3 separate regions of the Homo sapiens genome follow, and all the other regions are linked to region 1. Evidence: chromatin contacts called from ENCODE Hi-C or POLR2A ChIA-PET data. All regions are on one chromosome and are shown on one strand. Each heading gives the region's core, a stretch centred on a gene start or an enhancer-like site at or near the end of the contact. The rest is flanking DNA. Distances are from core to core; before and after follow the strand shown. Region 1 holds the start of KLHL5 (kelch like family member 5). Region 2 has its middle 25 kb from the start of TLR10. Region 3 overlaps KLB (klotho beta).

Region 1 (4,898 bases), core at 1,550-4,049:
TGTCAGAATGACCAAAATTAAAAAGAGAATATGGCCAAGCACGGTGGCTCACGCCTGTAATCTCAGCATTTTGGGAGGCCGAGGTGGGCCGCTCACTTGAGATCAGGAGTTTGAGACTAGCCTGGCCAATATGGTGAAACCCCATCTCTACTAAAAAAAACAAAAATTAGCCAGGCTTGGTGGTGCACGCATGTAATCCCAGCTACTCAGGAGGCTCAGGCAGGAGAATTGCTTGAACCTGGGAGACGGAGGTTGCAGTGAGCCGGGATCACGCCACTGCACTCCAGAAACCCTGTCTCTAGTAAAAACATAAAAAATTAGCTGGACATGGTGGTGTGTGCCTGTAGTCCCAACTACTCAGGAGGCTGAGGCATAAGAATTGCGTGAACCCAGGAGATGGAGCCTGTAGTGAGCCAAGATCACACCACTGTACTCTTGCCTGGGTGACAGAGTTAGATTCTGTCTTAAAATAAAACAAAATAAAATGCACATACCTTCAACCCAGCAAGTCCACTCCTGGCAATAAATTCTGTAGATATAAAAGCCTCACAAGGATGTTTCTTTCAACATTATTTTAATGGCAAAAACCCAAAAACCTGAAATCAACCTGAATGCCCATTAGCAGGGAGATAGTTTAATAAATTGGTTTTTTTACAGTAATGAAATATCATGTAACTCTTAAAAAGATTATTAATTTATATTTCCATGTATATATAAAATTAGGTGAGAAGAGCAAAATGCTAAAAGATGAATACAATATGATCTCTTGTATAACAATAGCAAATCTCTTATATATGTGTATATAAGTTTGTCCATGATTTATAAACATGGAGAGAGGTGTGAAAGGCTATATGTACCAAGCTTGGCGTCAGCAATGATTACCATGGGAATGAGTGGAGGAGGATTGGCAAAATAAAGGTATCATTTTTCATTGCCAGATGTTTGCTGTCTCTGGCCCCTGCACACTCAATGCCTATAGCACTCTGGTCATTCCAACAACTAAAAATCTACCACCACCACCACCACCACCACCTATTTTCCAGAAGCCTTTAGGAGCAGGTTGATGCTTCCCTTGTTGAGAACCAGCTACTTAGAGTAACTGAAGTGTTTACAAAGATGATAGTGCCTGAGCTAAATCTTGAAGGATGAAGTGTGTTTTTTAAACCAGAGTTTCTCTGGGAGGCAAACAGTGTTATAAAAGAGGGAACACCATAATGTAGACTGCCTTGACCAATGAAGTGGTGTGTCTATGTTGGAAAATGGTTAGAAATAAAGTTGGATAGCTAGAGTGAAGTTAGAAGGATGTTGATCAGAAGGAGTCTGACAAAGGTGAGAGGAGAGGGGAAAGTGTCATTTCACTCTCTAATGCGTCCTGCACAGTACTGCCAAGTTAATTTCCTAAAACATTGTCCTGTTCAACAGTCCATTCAATAATGTCTTTGCTGCTTGCTCAAGGCATTTTATCTCATCGTATTCATCTAACTTTATCTCTTACTACACCTTAAAATTAATTTGGTATGGCTGGCTGATCAAACTGATTATTTCCCACTTCTTCCTTGTAGATATGCCCACTTCATGCTTTTATTAGAATCTTTTTCTGTAGAAATCTATCATTCTACCTAAACAATGTTTTACTATTCTTAGCAGCCTTCTCCCTAATGAAACTGGCCCATACCACTCCATTGCCATCCTGATATCTCCTTTCTTTCTTACAGTTTGTATGGTTTTTCCCGTATTATTTAGCATGAAATCATACTTGGCTTTTTATGCTTCTCATTCTTGTTTCTCTGAATAATTTGTATTAAGATAGACACCTCACAATATTTTTGTAAGCCTCCAAAGTAGTTTTTGTTTTTGTTTTTTGGTCAGCTTAGATAGGCATTGCCTTTTGTATGGAATTAGTTGATAAAGGAGTAAATACTGAGCACCCTGAAAACTCAAATTCTGCATTGATAGATCACACTTTAATATTGCAGCATTTTAATGTTTCTTATTTTACCTTATCAAATATTTTGTATTTGGTTCAATAGCTAGATTTAATTATTTTGGGGGTTAGGAACCAAGATATATATATCTCTGTGTCCCTGACAATGCCTAGTAGATTGCATTGTTCACAATAACTACTCAGTATTTTTGAGTTTATTTGTATTTGCTTTATCAATTTGCCTTAACTGTAACCATGTTCAAACCATTGTTTGTTTTGCTAACAACAGAGGGCACCATTAGGGCACTTGTACACCCAATAGTCCTATCCCAGTCCCTGGTAGCTTTTTTGAGCCGCACTTTTCCTTTTCCTAAGTAATGTCATAGAAATTTGGATGTTACACTAACTGGCAGTGGCCCATTTCTACTTATAGAGAAATCCTGGCCTCAGTTTATTTGAAAAAGAGTATTTGTTACATTTTGATCCTTTGTAGTTTTCAAACTTTTTATTCTCCTCATTATTCTTTATCCAAGTGAAATCTTACCCAGGATCTTACTGTATTAATTAGATCCATTTGTTTTCTGAAGGGAGAAGATAGAGGTGAAGGCAATAGTCTGGAGCCCCACCTTTGTACTCCGCTTTCCTCCTCATTCCCCATCCAAAGAGCACACCTGGAAAATCACCATAACTCATCTAATTTTACAAATGCTTTTTTAAAAACTTGTTTTGTGGTATTTCACTTAGGGACTTAGTTTAGAAATAGAAACATTTTAGTTTTAAAGTGATTATTTTTAAGTACAAAGGGAAATGCTATAGAATACATTTATTGTTTCAGCAATGAAAGAGTTAATATACTAAGCAGCAGAGACTGAGATACTGCAACGGGGATAGTGTTTTCTGTCTCTGTCATTTGTGGTTTAAGAAAAAGGGGGTGGTGTTCTGCATTTGAAAGGACTTTAATGAATGCTGTCAGTGTTTGTGAGACCTAATGGTCAGTATGGGAAAGGAGAGCCGGGAAAGTGGTCTAGCTGCTTCAGGATAGGTGGATGAGAGTTTGCTCTGATTGAACGGAATGTTCCACCGTGTTTCATCTTTATTCATTATCCTTTGTTCTTTAAAATCTGATATATTGGCATAAAAGTAATTGTAGATATATATATGAATGTGATTTATTTTCCTTTACATATTTTTGTTGTGTACAGCAGGGCATATACTTCTCTTGTCTTGGTTGGATGCACAAATCTGTGTGCAGTGCTTTTTGCCCGTTGCCTAGACGATCACTTGGTTTCTCTGAGGATGTCTGGTTCTCGTAAAGAGTTTGATGTGAAACAGATTTTGAAAATCAGATGGAGGTGGTTTGGTCATCAAGCATCATCTCCTAATTCTACAGTTGACAGCCAGCAGGGAGAATTTTGGAACCGAGGACAGACTGGAGCAAACGGTGGGAGAAAGTTTTTAGATCCATGTAGCCTACAATTGCCTTTGGCTTCAATTGGTTACCGAAGGTCCAGCCAACTGGATTTTCAGAATTCACCTTCTTGGCCAATGGCATCCACCTCTGAAGTCCCTGCATTTGAGTTTACAGCAGAAGATTGTGGCGGTGCACATTGGCTGGATAGACCAGAAGTGGATGATGGCACTAGTGAAGAAGAAAATGAATCTGATTCCAGTTCATGCAGGTTGATTATTTTCTTACTGTTAGAAAAGGGGTGTGGGGGTATGGCTCTATAATGTTTTTAAATAATTTAGTATTTATTATTTAAAATCTGATTATATATGTACATCTGCATACATATATATAATATCTTGGTATGAACATGTGATACTTCTGCTAGGGTTTTTTTAATGTTCTAATAGTCTGTAAAATTACAAAGACAACAAATAGCATTCATTTTGAAATATCTTGTGTTCTATATATAGATCTGGCTCAGCTTTGAAAATAATATATAGTAGCAATTTCATGTATCATTGCCTGTGGTTTGCTTCATTCATTAACCTTCTATATTCATATCAAAACTATAGAAGATATTTCTATAGTATGAAATTTTATGTGACATTTTAGTTTATAACAGATGATAGAGTCATTTTTTAATTTAATGAAAAGGAAAGGTTTTGCAAAGAGATGCACATTATAGTCACCAATTTTTTGACACAATTGTAGTTGTCAATAATATTTTTCTTATGGTTATTTCTCTTTGTCCTGTCTGTGTTACAGCTCTCCAGACTAATATAGAGAATACTAAGTAACATGTCTCTAAGATGACAGCTACTAATTCCTGTTACCTTCACTTTCACTGAAATGTGTGCTATTTAGGGAAATGAAGGACATTCCTCCAGGAGAGTTTAAGGGAATGTAGAGGGGCTAGATGTGATTATCTGGTGAAAAGGGGACAGGAAGAAGGGGAAATCAGTTAGAAGAAAGAAAATAAGGAAAAAAATAGGTAATTTCATAGTGACTTTATCTACCTTTATCTTGGAATCTGCCTTTATCTTTGAAATGGATTTTCTTATTCATCAGTTTAAACTACAATAAGATTATATAACAACTTAGAGCATGAAAGTCATCTTTCTGATTAATCTTCATTCGAAAATATTTCTAAATATTTAAAGGCACAAATAGCTTATCATTTGTCTAATTTGATTATTATATTTTTCTCTTAAAATTTCTGTGCAGCTTTTGATAACACTTGTAATTTGTAAGTTGGTTATTAATGATGTAGGTGTCATATGGATTGAGACAAAATGAATTTATATATTTAAGTGTCTCTTACTTGAGGATATTTACCACCTTTTCCTCTTCTAACCTTAAGAATGTGGACTTGGAAGGATAAAAAATGTTTACTCTAGTCATCTGTCATCTTCTGTGTAATGGAGAGAGGGGAATATCTGTATGTAGGTAAATAGTGTATTTAATTTAAATTTTTTTTAATTAGTTCATGACTTGGCATTATCTTAAGGGAATAGAAGCCACTAA
Region 2 (4,984 bases), core at 2,485-4,984, 300 kb before region 1:
CTTTGCATCACCTGCCTGTAGGGTGGGCAGCATGCATCTCCACACAATTGAGTTTGAGTCTCACTGGGTGACTTGCTTTGGCCAACAGAATGTAGGACAACATGCATGATGCCCAACCCGATTTTTTTTTTTTTTTGAGACAGTCTCACTCTGTTGGGCAGGCTAGAGGGCAGTGGTGCGATCTCCACTCACTTCAATGTCCACCTCCCAGGTTCAAGCGATTATCATGCCTCAGCCTCCTGAGTAGCTGAGATTACAGGCATGCACCACTACGCCTGGCTAATTTTTGTATTTTTAGTAGAGATGGGGTTTCATCATGTTGGCCAGGCTGGTTTTGAACTCCTGACTTCAAGCGATCCACCCACCTCAGCCTCCCAACGTGCTGGGATTACAGGTGTGAGCCACCGCGCCCAGCCCCAACCTGAGATTTTACATGTGCTTGTGTGGTTTTCCTTGGCCTCTTCCATTTATCATGAGATGAGCATGCCCTGAGTAGCTGCTGTCTTTGAATGTGAAATATAGACAACAGACTTAAACCAGACCTGAAGTCTGAGGCAGAGCCACCCTGGTTGAACAATAGAACTGTGAATTAGAAAAATACAATTTTGTTGCTTAACTACTGAGATTTATCTGCAATACTATCCTAGTAATAACTGACTAGTACATTAACTTATTCAAAATAGGTTTTTTTTTTTTTTTGGAGAGGAAAGGACATCGGGGCTCATAAAATCAATAAGAGGGTAGAGGCTTCGAAATAGGCAGGAGCCAGGATATTTCTCGGGGATGGATTCCAGGACCACCAGCAAGTGTAAAAAGCAGGCTCTCATAAAGCCAGGGCACAACTGCTGGGATGAAATAGAATTATTTTCTGCTCCTTTGATCCTCTGGTCAAGATCCAAGTACTAGGAAGAGAGTATGTAATTGTCCTAGCTTGGACTGCCTCCACCCACGAACTAGACAGTACAGGTATCTGGGTCACTATCTATCAGGCAATATCCCCTGGGAAGAAAGAAGGCCTCGAAGGAAATGATGAGCCGGGCACGGTAGCTCACGCCTGTAATCTTAGCAATTTGGGAGGCCAAGGTGGGTGGATCACTTGAGGTCAGGAGTTCGAGACCAGCCTGGCCAACATGGTGAAATCCGTCTCTACTAAAAATACAAAAATTAGTCAGGTGTAGTGACGCACATCTGTAATCCCAGCACTTTGGAAGGTTGAGGCTGGCGGATCACTTGAGGTCAGGAGTTTGGGACCAGCCTGGCCAACATGGTGAAACCCCATCTCTACTAAAAATACAAAAATTAGCCAGACATGGTGGCACACGCCTGTAATCCCAGCTACTTGGGAGCCTTAGGCAGGAGAATCATTTGAACTCGTGAGACAGAGGCTGCAGTGAGCCGAGATCATGCCACTGCACTCCAGCCTGGGTGACAGAGTGAGACTCCGTCCCCACTGCCAAAAAAAAAAAAAAGGAAGTGGTGTACTTTTCAGAAGAAGAGATTGACATTGGGCAGAGCCAGAAACAAGAAATGGCCAAGACACATGCTGACCAATGTACTTTTACACTGAGGGTTCCCAGCTTGTGGGCTAAGAATACCTTGGAGAGCTTTGGAGCTGTTGCAAGAGACCCTAAGTCTATCTATGCCACAACTATGGTCTGAGGCTTGGTAGATAACATAATTTATATCCCTATACTACCCTTCCCTGAAGATATATAGACGCTATTGGATGTTATTGGCTTAATTCAATGCAAATTCATTTTCAAGAGTTACTAGATTCATAGTAATAGTATCTTCTTAGGGTAGACTTTCCTAACCAAAAAATACTACAAACAAAATGACTGCCACACGGGAATCTGCAAAATAGAGATCACTATTTTGATCTCACTAAATTGTTCTAAGGTTCAAATGACTAAGTACTTGGAGTACTTAGTGCTTGGGACACAGTAAATATGCAGTAAATACCAACCACTAGCCTTCTGATGATGCCATTTTGTCCCATGAGGGCCTGCAGGAGAGAACTCTGCCAGCATGTGCACTGACCTGGTCACCTCAGTAGCTATATTTCTCACAGTGAACTCACGCTCGGTCTTGAGAGAAGGCCCTCCAACTCTGTGGCTCACCGGCACTGTCTTCCTGTGTCTGGGTAGGACCTAAACATGCACTCCTGGTGACTTAACTCAGGTGCTGCTTCCCAAGGAAGGTCACCTTAGCCACTAGGTGGCCTCCCTCCAAGTCTGTTTGTTGGTTAGGAAAATCTACACTAAGAAGAAACTATTGCTATGAGTCTAGTAACTCTTGAAAATGAATTTGCATTGAATTAAATCTAATAACAGCCAATAACATCTATATATATTCAGGGAAGGCTAGTATAGAGATATAAATTATGTTATCTACCAAGCCTCAGACCACGATTGTGGCATAGATAGACTTAGGGCCTCTTGCAACAGCTCCAAAGCTCTCCCTCCAAGTCTTCTCTAAGGCCAGCATTCTTCTTGTCCTATGGGCAACACATAGTCTAGACAGAGGGTAAGGGACATCAACAGAGTAACAACAAGCAGGTTGGTTGGTATTCGATTTTGCTTTGGAGACGAAGATGGCTTTACCTTACAATAAGCAGTCAGGTAGAGCTGGGGGTCATTTTGAGGGGGAAAATAACCCAAACAGAACTGTGTTTTAGGAGAATTAACCTTCCTAGGGTGTATAGGTTGAAGAATGAAAAGGAGATACTGCCCATGGTCTCTTTTTCTCTCTAGTGTAGCTTTTTCAAGCTAGAAGAATAACTATAACAACTTTCTGAAGTCAGTTTCCTCATCTGCAACTTCCCCCACAATCTCCCATCCAAGACCAAGGTAGCCTGATCCCACTAATCATCAGAGACCAGATGAAATCAGGTGTGTTCAGGATTGTACGGTGTGCCATCTATAAAGCACGTGGGGTGTGTTTCTACACTGGGGGTTCCCAGCCTGTGGGCTAAGAATACCGTGGAGAGCTTTGGAGCTGTTGCAAGAGGCCCTAAGTCTATCTATGCCACAACCGTGGTCTGAGGCTTGGTAGATAACATAATTTATATCTCTATACTACTCTTCCCTGAATATATATAGATGTTATTGGCTGTTATTGGATTTAATTCAATGCAAATTCATTTTCAAGAATTACTAGATTCATAGCAATAGTTTCTTCTTAGTGTAGATTTTCCTAACCAACAAATAGTACAAACAAAATGACTGCCACACAGGAGTCTGTAAAATAGAGATCACTATTTTGATCTCACTAAATTGTTCTAAGGTTCAAATGACTAAGTACATGGAGGTGCTTAGAACAGTGCTTGGGACACAGTAAATATGCAGCAAATGCCAACCATTATCATAAAGCAATTCTCATTCCTGAAAGGTGGGGCTCACTCATCTAGATGATCTCTAAAGCCATGCTTTGTGCCTCTGAGCTTTAATGGCTTTCTACATTTTATGAAAAATCTTGTGATGGGGGCAGACATTCTTTGAGATCTGTTGCTGTTGCTGACGCAGAAAGTGCCTTAGCCTATGAGCCATTCTTCTAAGCTTGGATAGAAGGCGTCCTTGGAAGAGGGCCCATATCTCTTCAATTGACAGTGTGGCCCAGAGAGGCCGCAGTCGGAGACCTCTGGGCACTAACACAAGGGCGGTCTGTTTCCTCCAGGGAGGAATGAACTGACTTCTGTTGTGTCCCACGCAGCTCGTCCACTGCAAAGCTCAGCGAAAAATACTAAAGTGACCTCAAGGTGGCACTGCAACCCAAAATTTCACACAAGGGCACACAACCTCAGTTCATTTTGGGGGGTTTTTGTGTTTTTTTGTTAATTTTTGTTTTTTGATCATATCAATTATTTTTATTATCTTTAGAAATAGAAACACAAAACTTAAGAATTTTGTAGAGAATTTGAGTGACTTTAAGAGTGTGTCCTCAGAGTCCAGTTTAAAAAAACAATTCTTCCGACTTTAAAGTCCTGGAGTTGCAGGAAGTATCCTGTCTTCAGGTGAGGGTCTCAGAGGTGATTTATTCCTGAAGTTGGGTATTTGCAAGCTTTTCAAAGCTTTCAGAGCTATCATCATCAGAGGGCCACAAGATGGAGAAGGCACTCCTTGAAATATCCTTTATTTTAGGAAAATAATTTTTCAAAAATTTCAATAGGTTTTGGTGGAACAGATTGTGTTTGGTTACACGCATAAGTTCTTTAGCGGTCGTTTCTGAAATTTTGGTGCCCTCATAACCCAACCAGTGTACGCTGTACCCAATTTGTAGTCTATTATCCCTCACCCCCCCGCTCCCACCCTTTCCCCCGAGGTCCCAAAGTCCATTGTATCATTCTTATGCCTTTGTGGCCTCATAGCTTAGCTCCCATTTATAAGTGAGAACATGCGATGTTTGATTGTCCATTCCTGAGTCACTTCACCTAGAATAATGGTCTCCAATTCCATTCAGGTTGCTGCAAATGCCATTATTTTATTCCTTTTTAAGGCCTTCAGTTTATTTTTTTTAATGATATATGATAGTTTACATATTTATGGAGTACATGTGCTATTTTGTTATATGCATCAAATGTGTAATGATCAAGTCAGGGTATTTGGAGTCTCCATTACCCTGAGTATCATTTCTACGTGCTGGGAACATTTCATGTTCTCTCTTCTAGCTACTTTGAAATATACAATACATTGTTGTTAACTAGAGTCACCCTACTCTGCTATTGAACACCTCCCCCCGTGCAAAAAAAAAAAAAGGATTGTATTGCTCAGTTCATTTTTAAAGCCTTCTTTCTCAAACTTTACTGTGCATAAAATCCAGCCAGGATCTTGCTAAAATGCAGCTTCTGAATCAGTAGGCCTGGGATGGAGCCTGAAATTCTGCATGTCTGACGTCTCTCAGGTGATGCGAACGCTGCAGCCTGGTTTTAGCTGGAATATAGCTTTCAGCAATTCTCTGCTGTTGTTTCTAATTAGGGACAGGAGTG
Region 3 (4,510 bases), core at 1,859-4,358, 380 kb after region 1:
AAAAAAAAAAGAAAAAAGAAGAAATCTGATGTTGATACTTGGGACTCTATGAATATCCTATTCCTCAACAACATTTCACTCCATGGTTTTAACATTCTTTCATGAACCGGGCCGGGCACAGTGGCTCACCTGTAATCCCAGCACTTTGGGAGGCCGAGGTGGGTGGATCACTTGAGGTCAGGAGTTCAAGACCAGCCTGGCCAACATGGTGAAGCCCCGTCTCTAATAAAAATACAAAAACTAGCCAGGCATGGTGGCTGGCATCTGTAATCCCAGCTACTCAGGAGGCTGAGGCAGGAGAATCGCTTGAACCCGGGGGGCGGAGGTTTCAGTGAGCCAAGATCGCGCCATTGCACTCCAGCCTGGGCGACAAGAACAAAACTCCGTCTCAAATAAACAAACAAACAAACAAACAAAACATTCTTTCATGAACCTTGCCTTAATCATTACTTTGTAAATTGCAAAATGGTAAATTTCTAATCGGATTATTCCCTCCACATTTATTAGCTGGATGATGTTTTATAATTCATTATTGTCACTATGATATTGTTCCTTTTGATGCTCAAGTTGTTTCAAATTTAGTCAATGGGACCCCCTCAAGCTGTTTCTGTCTTTTCCACATTTCCCTTTCAGTTTTTAAGCACTTCCTTATTTTCTGGCACAAGATGCCCACCTTCATCTCATTCTTCTCCTGGAAAAAGCCATTTCTCCAAGGAGTACAAGGTCCTTTTGGTGGGGAATAGGATTTTAGAAACAAGCTCTGGGAGCTGGGGTTGGGATTGGGATGCATCATCTTTAACTAGAAAATTAACCTCTTAGCAGACTAATCATACACACTTGCTGAGATTAATGCTTTCTGAAGGTTTTTAACGTAAGACATTTTTATTTGATCTTGCCTTGCCCCATAGCAAGACTGCCTTTTATAAACATCCTTTCAATACCATGATGTTCTGAGTTTTCAAAACATTAAAACTGGCCATCTAGGCTAGGAGGATTTTACTCAAATAATGAATTATATACGGATTTAACTTCATGCTCACATGATCAATGTTCTCTTAGTTTAATGTTCTAGATAACTGGTTGGCAGATGGCAAACGGGCAGTGATATGGTTTTGTAATTAAACTATGAAAGATGACACACGAAAAAACAATTAGAGGGAAGATATTTACCAAAGGTTAATTATAGTTTTTTCCTGGTGTATTTAAATTCTGTCATGAGGGGAAAAAGAAGTACTTTAAAACAAGTACTTAACTTTTACTTTCCCTTATTAATCTTGAATTTGGGAATGTTTTTCTTAAGGGCTTTGTTTTAGTTTGGACTCAAGGGCCTAGCAGGCAATTATTGCCACTAGGGAAAATGAAACCCAAGTCATGACTACATTGTGTTTGTATAGCGCTTTAGAGTTCCCAGAGCACCTTCCCAGAGTCACTGAGTCCTCACAGCACACCTGTGAGGTGGGTGCGATTACTCCGTCACTATATAGTTGCCAAGCCTGAGTTTCAAAGGGGCAGAACTAGAACAGGAGTCCAGGGCTCTCTCCTTCGTGGAGAGACACAGAATGAGACTCTGTCAGATCCAAGTGTCAACCTTGGGAGTTTCTAGGGATAGTCTACTGTCCTTTCCACCCATAACCCATTTATTCATCTGTTGGATGAATAAATGCTATGTTCTCACAGGCACATGGGTCGGGGAGACATGATGGATGCAAATGTGTTATCACTTGAACTTTTCTTTTCTTTTTTTTTTTTTTTTGAGATGGAGTTTTTGCTCTTGTTGCCGAGGCTGGAGTGCAATGGCATGATCTCGGCTCACTGCAACCTTCGCCTCCTGCGTTCAAGCGATTCTCCTGCCTCAGCCTCCAGAGTAGCTGGGATTACAAGCATGCGCCTCCACGCCTGGCTAATCTTGTTTTTTTGTTTTTTTTTTTTTTTTTAGTAGAGACGGTGTTTCTCCATGTTGGTCAGGCTAGTCTCAAACTCCCAACTTCAGGTGATCTGCCCGCCTCAGCCTCCCAAAGTGCTAGGATTACAGGCATGAGCCACCGCGCCCGGCCTGGATTTTTTAAATACAAGTTAGAAATTTGCATTCAGCAAAAGCAAGGGGTCATTGCCTACCCCACCGCACCAGCCTTTTTAAGGAATTGTGCCTGGGGTCAACCTCCTCTTCTCAGTGAAATCTCTACAACAGGAATTTCAACTTTGTCTTCAATTTATGGCAGGGTTTAGAATCTCTTTTGTAATTGCTTTTAATTGAGTGTACCAAGCCAATTTCCTGATGCATTTGAACAGAATCACTTCAAACCCCACCATATATAACCTAGGGTTTAAAGTTAAATGAACTGGAAAATGGCTTCCCAATGTTTTCTCAAACAACTTGTTTTCCAAGCCAGGACCTGGGTGTGGCTCCTTCTCTGTTTTCTGGTCTCCTTGGGAGATTTCAAGGGCTGGAATAGGCCTGGCGTGGTGGCCTGTAATCCCAGCACTTTGGGAGGCAGAGGTAGGCAGATCACTTGAGCCTCCATCTGCCAGCGCATGCTTGACCTAAATGAGCTTGTTTTTCACAGCCCGAGTCTGTGGCTTCGTCCCCACAGTTCAGCGATCCTCATCTGTACGTGTGGAACGCCACTGGCAACAGACTGTTGCACCGAGTGGAAGGGGTGAGGCTGAAAACACGACCCGCTCAATGCACAGATTTTGTAAACATCAAAAAACAACTTGAGATGTTGGCAAGAATGAAAGTCACCCACTACCGGTTTGCTCTGGATTGGGCCTCGGTCCTTCCCACTGGCAACCTGTCCGCGGTGAACCGACAGGCCCTGAGGTACTACAGGTGCGTGGTCAGTGAGGGGCTGAAGCTTGGCATCTCCGCGATGGTCACCCTGTATTATCCGACCCACGCCCACCTAGGCCTCCCCGAGCCTCTGTTGCATGCCGACGGGTGGCTGAACCCATCGACGGCCGAGGCCTTCCAGGCCTACGCTGGGCTGTGCTTCCAGGAGCTGGGGGACCTGGTGAAGCTCTGGATCACCATCAACGAGCCTAACCGGCTAAGTGACATCTACAACCGCTCTGGCAACGACACCTACGGGGCGGCGCACAACCTGCTGGTGGCCCACGCCCTGGCCTGGCGCCTCTACGACCGGCAGTTCAGGCCCTCACAGCGCGGGGCCGTGTCGCTGTCGCTGCACGCGGACTGGGCGGAACCCGCCAACCCCTATGCTGACTCGCACTGGAGGGCGGCCGAGCGCTTCCTGCAGTTCGAGATCGCCTGGTTCGCCGAGCCGCTCTTCAAGACCGGGGACTACCCCGCGGCCATGAGGGAATACATTGCCTCCAAGCACCGACGGGGGCTTTCCAGCTCGGCCCTGCCGCGCCTCACCGAGGCCGAAAGGAGGCTGCTCAAGGGCACGGTCGACTTCTGCGCGCTCAACCACTTCACCACTAGGTTCGTGATGCACGAGCAGCTGGCCGGCAGCCGCTACGACTCGGACAGGGACATCCAGTTTCTGCAGGACATCACCCGCCTGAGCTCCCCCACGCGCCTGGCTGTGATTCCCTGGGGGGTGCGCAAGCTGCTGCGGTGGGTCCGGAGGAACTACGGCGACATGGACATTTACATCACCGCCAGTGGCATCGACGACCAGGCTCTGGAGGATGACCGGCTCCGGAAGTACTACCTAGGGAAGTACCTTCAGGAGGTGCTGAAAGGTAAGGGCGGGGCCCCTTCAGACACAGGGCAGAGCGAGATTCCTGTTACCTGACAAGAACAAAGAATGGGAGCAGCAGGCTGGTGCCTGACAGCATCCAATTTGTGGCACCCAAGTCCTGTCAATTGAATTTTGTCCTGAAAACTGGCCTATGGGATTTTTGAAAAAATTTTAAAATCATAAAAGTAACACACACCAATTATAGAAAACTGGGCACGTGGAGAAGTTTTTAAAAAATCACCTGAAATCTCACTCCCCAGGATAAACAGTCACTATTTTGGGTTACTTATTTTCACCATGCTTGCTAGGCTTTAAAAAAATGGTTGTGGGTAAACAGGTGTATAAATTTATGGGATGCATGAAATGTTTCGATACAAGCATGCAATGTGAAATAACCACATCATGGTAGCTTAAGCGAGCGACAGTGAGTGAGTGGGTAAAACCAACTGTGATTCCTGGGCTGCACCAAGAGCACATCTGAGGTTCACAATCAGGCCAAATAGGCAACGTTTTTCTGCTTGTGACCCTTTAAACAAAAGTGACAACCTTCATTGCTCTGCTCCTTAAATTTGCTTTTTCCTCCAAGAGTTTTTGGATTATTTATGGATCAAGTTTCACTACAAATTTTTCAGACTTAAATTATACATATTTTCACCTTCTCCTTTACATAGATCATAAAAGAATAAATGTCAAAAAAAACCCTCTAATAAAAATCACTACCTTTATTATGGGCATAATTTTAGCTTGTTTCAATGAAAACTAAATTCTTCCTCAAAGATACTTCATAGTCCATTTGTGATTAA

What was found. Hi-C counts contacts between places; a loop is a spot of excess contacts on that map. ChIA-PET counts read pairs that join two places held with the same protein, here RNA polymerase II (POLR2A). Pooled maps may share reads with other maps.
Region 2: a pooled map shows a loop between it and region 1 (3-fold over the local background). The contact joins the enhancer-like site here to the promoter of KLHL5 in region 1. A Hi-C loop is called at or near these places in 2 of 50 pooled maps. POLR2A ChIA-PET finds 5 or more read pairs at or near these places in 2 of 52 experiments (OCI-LY7 and activated T-cell).
Region 3: POLR2A ChIA-PET joins it to region 1 with 10 read pairs in PC-9. The contact joins the enhancer-like site here to the promoter of KLHL5 in region 1. POLR2A ChIA-PET finds 5 or more read pairs at or near these places in 5 of 52 experiments (K562, OCI-LY7, PC-9 and 2 more).

The regions. Positions count from the first base shown.
Region 1 is chr4:39,059,433-39,064,330 of GRCh38, forward strand. It overlaps KLHL5 (kelch like family member 5), which reads left to right and starts at 2,800. Exons shown (of 11, transcript NM_015990.5): 1 at 2,800-3,603. The coding sequence starts at 3,221.
Region 2 is chr4:38,755,982-38,760,965 of GRCh38, forward strand. It overlaps the pseudogene RNA5SP158. Among named protein-coding and RNA genes, the nearest start is that of TLR10, 25 kb to the right of the region's middle. RefSeq lists an enhancer at 1,367-1,496. Within about 2 kb of position 3,735, at least 9 of the 41 ENCODE cell types and tissues checked have a DNase peak (open chromatin) inside an H3K27ac peak, as active enhancers do; they include OCI-LY7, where a contact is called at or near this core.
Region 3 is chr4:39,443,768-39,448,277 of GRCh38, forward strand. It overlaps KLB (klotho beta), which reads left to right. Exons shown (of 5, transcript NM_175737.4): 4 at 2,565-3,708. Among named protein-coding and RNA genes, the nearest start is that of RPL9, 13 kb to the right of the region's middle. RefSeq lists an enhancer at 3,362-3,551. Within about 2 kb of position 3,109, at least 13 of the 41 ENCODE cell types and tissues checked have a DNase peak (open chromatin) inside an H3K27ac peak, as active enhancers do.